Linked DNA regions of Homo sapiens: region 1 is linked to region 2. The links are chromatin contacts, found by Hi-C or POLR2A ChIA-PET in ENCODE. All regions are on one chromosome and are shown on one strand. Each heading gives the region's core, a stretch centred on a gene start or an enhancer-like site at or near the end of the contact. The rest is flanking DNA. Distances are from core to core; before and after follow the strand shown. Region 1 holds the start of SNRNP27 (small nuclear ribonucleoprotein U4/U6.U5 subunit 27). Region 2 holds the start of GMCL1 (germ cell-less 1, spermatogenesis associated).

Region 1 (3,799 bases), core at 1,106-3,605, 64 kb before region 2:
AGGTTCTGCCAAGGCCTTGATTGTTAACAAAAAAATTTTTTAATGTAGTTTACTGCTTAATCATCAGTTGCATTCAGTACAACTAGGGCTAGAAAGCTTTCTGGAAGGCAGAAAAATGTAAATTAAAAGTTTCTAACAACCACACACAAATATACAAAAAAGCTGACTTAAACAGCAATTGATGGTTATTAAGACTCAGAGCCAGGTGGGGCTTGGTGGCTCACGCTACTAATTCCAGCACTTTGGAAAGCAGAGGCAGGAGGATTGCTTGAGCCTAGGAATTCAAGACCAGCCTGGGCAACACAGGGAGACCCTCTCTCTCAAAAAAAAAAAAAACAAACCAAAAAAAAGACTCAGAGCCCATTTCTAATGTTCTTCCAAGATCATCCATTCTTGATTACATACTTGAATAAATCATTATCACCAAAAAGTTAATAAAAAAGAAACAACAGGCCGGGTGCAGTGGCTCACGCCTGTAATCCCAGCACTTTGGGAGGCCGAGGTGGGTGGATCACGAGGTCAGGAGATCAAGACCATCCTGGCTAACACGTTGAAACCCCGTCTCTACTAAAAATACAAAAAAAATTAGCTGGGTGTGGTGGCATGTGCCTGTAGTCCCAGCTACTTGGGAGGCTCAGCAGCAGAATTGCTTGAACCAGGGGAGGCAGAGATTGCAGGGGAGGCGGAGGTTGCAGTGAGCAGATTGCGCCGCTGCACTCCAGCCTGGGTGACAGAGCGAGACTCCGTCTCAAAAAAGAGGAAAAGAAAGGAAAAGGAAAAGAAAAGGAAAGGAAAGGAACGGAAGAAAGAAACAAAAATATAAAATACTTATTTCTTTTTCTTGCCAAGCACCATGCTCTGGGGTTTGCATGCATTATTTCTTACTTACTCTTTCAAGACAACTTTGTGATGTAGAGTACTATTAGCACCATTTAACCAAGGTGAATGTTAGCTTTAGAATAAGGTTGGATTAAGTTTCCTCCATTTCAGGAAACCGTAAATCCCCTTATAAGCGATGAAAACAAAGTTAAGAGCTGCGACCAGTTTCTTAGGGACTTTCGGTAAATAAAACTCTTGGCTTATTTTCTGCCCTTACCGGGAGCGTCTTCGGTGCGGGGATCGCGAGCGGCTCCTTCTCCGATCTCTCTCCCGAGACCTGGACCTTTCTCGGCGCCTGCGTTCTCTCTCCCGGGATGTGGACCGGGAACGCCTACGTTCTAATGCAAACGCACACAAATTGCAGAACTGATAATTACCTCAAATATCTAGAGCTGCGCCGTCCAGTAGAAAAATAATGCAAACCATTACTAGTCACATTAAAAAGGTAAAAAGAGGCTGGGAGCGGTGGCTCACGCCTGTAATCCCAGCACTTTGTGAGGCTGGCGGGCGGATCACAAGGTCAGGAGTTCGAGACCAGCCTGGCCAACGCGGCGAAACCCCGTCTCTAATAAAAATACAAAAATTAGCCAGGCGTGGTGGCACGGACGGGTAATCCCAGCTACTCGGAAGGCTGAGGCATGAGAATCGCTTGAACCCAGGAGGTGGAGGTTGCAGTGAGCTGAGATCGGCCACTGCACTCCAGCCTGGGCGGGCGACAGAGCGAGACTCTGTCTCATTAAAAATAAATAAATTGATTTAAAAAAAAAACGAATCAGGGGCAGAACCGAGGGTCTAAGTTAGATCTCCTAATGGAAGTCCAGGGTTCTTTACGTCGCGCTGCCTCATTTATGGGGCTGGTAGCCAGAAAACATTACGAAGTGAGCTCCCAGGACTCAAAATTCTTAATATCGATTTCCCTGTAATGACCTGGGCAGGAATCTAACATTTATTAAGTATTTAAGAACCAGGCAGAATCACATACTGTATGTTATGGGATGTGACATTAATTCTCACATCAGTTTTTAAAAGTTGGCAATACTACCCTCAATGACTCATTCTGGGAATTCGATTCAGAAAGGCTGAGTAGTGACTTGCCCACCGTCGCCCAGAAATTCAGCAAAGGAACTGAGGTCTAATTCTAAACCCACCGGCCACAGTGTAATAAAAGTTATTGTATGAAGGTGACAAAGACTTAATGAAACTAATTCAGAGACAAACAACTGCCTTCAAACCGGAGAGGGCGGGCTGAAGAGGGCAGGGCCCAGGTCTACGTTCCTTTATCCACCCCTCGCTCTCCGCCTGGGAAAAGGGCCCGCCTCTCTGCTACGCGGCTACCAAAAACAAAACAAAATAAAACAAAAGGGACAGGCCTCCAACAGAGCCCCATATCCTCCGAATTGCTACAGGACTCACCCCTCCGTGGAGAGCGGCTGCGACTGCGACCCATTTGGAGTCCCGCTTCCCGGAAACAACTGTGCAACAACTTCCGGGAGGGCCGGGAACCGAGCTTTTACCGCCGACCAGAAAACGTCAAAACGAGTTGCGAGGGTTCCGGTCTTCTTTGTTCACGGTGGGCATTAAAACATGCGATTTGGTGTTATTATAGAAATTCCTGGAAAATTCAGCCGTATACCCATTATCCTAACACAGCTTTCATTTTTCCCCCATTTTTGTCCACATGCACAAAATAGAGCAAACCAATTGTAAACATAGCATAGACAAACAGCTTATGTTCTTCCACTTTTCCACATAACATTCATAAGGAGTGAATATACCAAAGTTCACTGTCCATCTGCTTTATATTTTCTCATGCCAGCATTGAGAAGGCACCCAAAACCTCCTATGGGCTCTTGGAAGGAAAACTAAAGGCCCCAGATTCCATCCTACCCGACAAAGTACTTCCCCAAAGTTGCCTCTGTCCTCAGGGAAAACAACAACAACAACAACAAAAACTTTAGAATGTTCAAAACTACAAAAATTAGGAGAAAGACTGTCTTGCCCCAAGGCTGAACCGTCTGTGGTAGAGCATAAATATGCTTACCAGGAAAGACTCAAACCTCTATTTCTTATTTTATTTTATTTTGTTCCAGGGTACATTTGCAGGATGTGCAGTTTTGTTACATAGGTAAATGTGTGCCATGGTGGTTCGCTACACCTATCAACCCATTAAGCCTTGCATCTATTAAGCTATTCTTCCCAATGCTCTCCCTCTCCCCAGCTCCTCCCCCTACAGGCCCCAGTGTGTGTTGTTCCTCTCCCTGTGCCCATGTGTTCTCATTGTTCAGCTCCTACTTATAAGTGAGAACATGCAATGTTTGGTTTTCTGTTTCTGTGTTAGTTTGCTGAAGATAATGGCTTCTAGTTCCATCCATGTCCCTGCAAAGGACATTATCTCGTTCCTTTTTATGGCTGTGTAGTATTCCATGGTGTATACGTACCACATTTTTTTAATCCAGTCTATCATTGATGGGCATTTGGGTTGATTCTATGTCTTCGCTATTGTGAATAGTACTGCAGTGAACATATGCGTGCAAGTATCTTCGTAATAAAATTATTTATATTCCTTTGGGTATATACCCAGTAATGGGATTGCTGGGTCAAATGGTATTTCTGGTTTTAGGTCTTTGAGGAAACACCACATTGTCTTCCACAATGGTTGAGCTAATTTACATTCCCACCAACAGTGTAAAAGTGTTGAACCTCTGTTTCTAATCAAACCAACTCTTTTCAGTCAGCTCTCTCTAGAATTATCAAGTCTAGTGACCTGGCTTTTAAAATACAAAGAGCTGGGGGATGGAAAGGGACTTTATTAGGTTGGAAAAAATGCCCACCAATCACATAAATTTTTAATTAGATTTATACATTCAGAGTGGCCTGTTTAATACCTGTCCCAACCCAAACTTCCAGGAAAGATCCAGCC
Region 2 (3,523 bases), core at 946-3,445:
AACAGGATCACTTGAACCCAGGAGTTCCAGGCCAGCCTGGGTGGGCAACAGAGTGAGACCTTGTTTCTACAAATAAAAAAATTAGCTGGGTGTGGTGGTGCATGCCTGTGGTCTCAGCTACACAGAAGGCTGAGGTGGGAGAATTGCCTGATTCTGTGAGGTCGAGGTAGAGTGAGTCATGATCCCACCACTGCATTCCAGCCTGGGCGACACAGCGAGACCCTGTCTCAAAATAGAGAAAAATTTTTCCAAAGGAAAAAAAAACTATGCTACACTGACGCTTCAAAAAGGTTACAGGGTCAGGCATGGTGGCTCACACCTGTAATCTCAGCCCTTTGGGAGGCTTAGGTGGGAGGATCGCTTCAACCCAGGCGTTTGAGACCAGCCTGGGCAATATAGTGAGACTCCTTTAGAAAAAAGCTCCAAAAATCAAACAAACAATTAAAAAAGTTACTGAATAGTATTCACAGTAGGGGTACATTTTTGTATAATAAATACAAATATTCATACAAAAAAAGGTACAAAAGGTTTTATAAACCAAACTATTAAGTTTTTAATCTATGATTCCTTTTTTACAATATATAACACTTGTATAGCAAAACCTTTTTGAATCTGCTTTTAAAGTTTAATTTTAGGCCGGGTGCGCAGTGGCTCACGCCTATAATTCCAGCACTTTGGGAGGCTGAGGCCAGCAGATCACCTGAGGTCGGGAATTTGAGACAAGCCTGGCCAACACGATGAAACCTGTCTCTACTAAAAACAGAAAACATTAGCCAGGCGTGGTGGTGCGCGCCGGTAGTCCCAGCTACTCGGGAGGCTGAGGCACAAGAATCGCTTGAACCAGGAGGTGGAGGTTGCAGTGAGTTGAGATCGCACCACTGCACTCCGGCCTGAGTGACAGAGCAAGGCTCTGTCTCAAAAAGAAAAAGAAATCATTTAAAAAATTTCATGTGTGACCCTACCAAATAACCTTTAAAAACAAAAGCAGAAAAACCAAATTGTTTGTGTAAGCATATATTCTACCTATAAACTACATTCCAGGTCACAAGTCAATATTCCATCTTTCAACTCATCCAAAAAAAAAAAAAAAAGGGGTTAAACAAGCTGCAGCAGCACCGCCCTACATACAGTACATCCACGGTCAACGACTTCATCAACTACTAGAAACTTGCACAGACTCTGTTCCTAGTTAGGAACAAATGTACACTATTGATAAACTTCACCTTTACAATTAACAAGAACTCCTGTGTGCAATTACTTACCCTCCACTGAGTGGGCGACAATAAGAGTGCCTATTTCAGAGATTACATTTAGTGTCTGTACTAAGGCAACCGGATGCAAAACAACTTACTCTGCGGCTACCCACTTGAGAGGGCAAAGGTGGACTGGGAAGGCCAGCCAGCCGGGCGTCTCTAAGGTTTAACGAGACGCGAGCTCGGGCTTGGCGTTTCTCATCCTCATCTTGGGGCTGTAACAACACCCTGGAAGCGTCTGTGGTTGAAAATGCGGAACACCTGGCGTCTCCCAAGGCGCTCCCCAGTCCGCCCCGCATCGGGCCGGCTTCCACATTCACCCTGTCAAGGGCACGTCCCCTCTCCATAGGCTGGGGAGCGCTGCACCCCGCAAGCGCACGAGGCGCCGGCTCGGCCCCAGGCCCAACAGGTGCGGGTCCGGGTCCGCGCGGGTGCGTGCCCCCACGTACCTTCGAGGGGTGTTGAGGAGCCGCTGCTGCTCGTCCCCCTCCTCCTCATCCTCGTCCGTCTCCGAGTCAGGGTGACAGTAGCAGAAGGACCCGCTGCTCCGCTTGCGCTTGTGGCTGCCCGCACAGTAACAGAATCCGTGGCCCGCCGCATCGTCTCCAGTGTCCGGCCTCCGGGCCGAGCCCCCCGCCCTGGCACCCTGCGCCTGCTGGGCAAGGGCTGGTCTTGGCTGGCGCAGCACCCGGCTGCTCAACGATCCCATGGGTCACGGCTCCCCGAGACTTCAGGGAGCCCAGAGAAGGGGGTCTCCCGCCATGGCTCGGCCGCCGCCGCCAGCCTTCCCCGAGCGCAGGTGCCTACACCGCCACCTTCTCACGCGCAGCCCCAACCGTTGCAGCGGACGCCACAGTCTCCATCCTCTTCCCCGCCCGCAGCGTCCGGTCGCGCCGCGCTCTAGCACCGCAGCACCTCGCCCCCTCGCTTTCGCAACAAAGCGCGGGACGGAGGGCGCATGCGTACGGCGAGCCTCCGGAAGGGGCGGGGCAAGGCGTGCGTGCGTGGCAGGTGGAGCCTGCGCACAATCCGGCGCGCCAGTGCAGGCTGGTGTTTTCGGGCCTGCGGTGGGCGTGGCCTCTGACTAACCCGAACTTCGGCGTAGACGTAGTGTTAAACCGTGGTTCATACGCGCCTCTGTAGTGGCAAGACCTGGGACTCCAGTCACTCATTGTTTCTACAAAGGTGCCTTGAGTCCCCGGTGCTTATGGGCCTGTGCTAAGCTAGTGGCAAAACCCCGAAGCTATTTGGTCTCCTTGCGGGAGCTCGGCGCTTGCTGGGGCCACGCTCTGCTTGCTTGGGCGTGGCCTCCTGTGAGAGGGGGCCCTAGGATGAGGCGATATGCTGGATTCCTGGGCTTCCTTAACATGAGCCCTCCCCTGCTGTAGACGTGAATGGAACCCGTTAAGTTATGGGAACGTTCCCGGCACTCCTTTCCTTTCCTCTCAAGTGCCAGTGGGATGTCCGAATAGGGTCTGGCACCATGACTGTCTGGACTCAAAAGTGCCTTCAGGAGGCCCTAGCAAAATTTACTAGTGTCTGCTTGGAGTAGTAGCAGCTCTTGTGATGGACTCCGGACAGCCAGCGTTCATTCCCTGACTCCCTTCTGTTACTTTTTAAGTAAAATAATGAAAATATTTCAAATAGAGTAATACAGATTCCTGTGGACCGACCACTAGCTTGAAATTTTATCAGACTTGCTTTCATTCTTTTTTCCTCCCAGCTTTATTGAGGTGTAATCAATGATTCATTCTTTTTTAAATAGAACAATACATATAGGCAGAAGCCCCTGCGTACCTCCTCCATCTCATTCTGTCTCCCTCCCCAGTGGCAATCACTGTGCTGAGAATGTTGTATATCATGTCCATGCATGTCCTTATATGCATACCCATAAATAATATTTTCTTTTGCATGTTTAGACATATCATGGAATGGAATCATAGTTGTACCTCTCATTGTGCACCTTTCTCCTCTCTCAAAATTATACTCTCAAGATTTATCCATTTGGTCAATCGCTAGATAATTTTCACTGCTCATTGTATGACTGACCCATATTTGTTTTTACATTCCTTAGTGAGAGAGGTTATTTCTACTTTAACGGCCTTACAGAGCAGCAATGAACATCATGTGCAATGGATTCACCAAGCAGATTCCCAAAAGTGAATTTGCTGCGAAATCTGCAACTTTGTTAGCTATTACCAAATTGCTCTCTGGGTTGATTGCATCAAGGTACCAATTTAGACTCCCATTGGCAGTATACGTAGTTTGAG

The links. Hi-C counts contacts between places; a loop is a spot of excess contacts on that map. ChIA-PET counts read pairs that join two places held with the same protein, here RNA polymerase II (POLR2A). Pooled maps may share reads with other maps.
Region 1: a loop to region 2 is called in a map of CD8-positive, alpha-beta T cell, with 8 times the contacts of the local background. The contact joins the promoter of SNRNP27 here to the promoter of GMCL1 in region 2. A Hi-C loop is called at or near these places in 13 of 168 maps with a recorded cell type or tissue (B cell, CD4-positive, alpha-beta T cell, CD8-positive, alpha-beta T cell and 7 more), 3 of 37 single-sample maps with no recorded cell type and 20 of 50 pooled maps. POLR2A ChIA-PET finds 5 or more read pairs at or near these places in 8 of 52 experiments (CD4-positive, alpha-beta T cell, HepG2, activated B cell and 5 more).

Annotation. Positions count from the first base shown.
Region 1 is chr2:69,892,512-69,896,310 of GRCh38, reverse strand. It overlaps SNRNP27 (small nuclear ribonucleoprotein U4/U6.U5 subunit 27), which reads right to left and starts at 2,355. Exons shown (of 6, transcript NM_006857.3): 1 at 2,293-2,355; 2 at 1,097-1,217. The coding sequence starts at 2,326. RefSeq lists enhancers at 860-1,794, 1,993-2,052, 1,795-2,730.
Region 2 is chr2:69,828,332-69,831,854 of GRCh38, reverse strand. GMCL1 (germ cell-less 1, spermatogenesis associated) reads right to left here and starts at 2,195. Exons shown (of 14, transcript NM_178439.5): 1 at 1,703-2,195. The coding sequence starts at 1,962. It overlaps LOC124906021 (a long non-coding RNA gene), which reads left to right and starts at 2,324. Exons shown (of 2, transcript XR_007086846.1): 1 at 2,324-3,523. RefSeq lists silencers at 1,531-1,706, 1,654-1,733, 2,114-2,343 and enhancers at 1,317-2,237, 2,754-2,843, 2,238-3,159.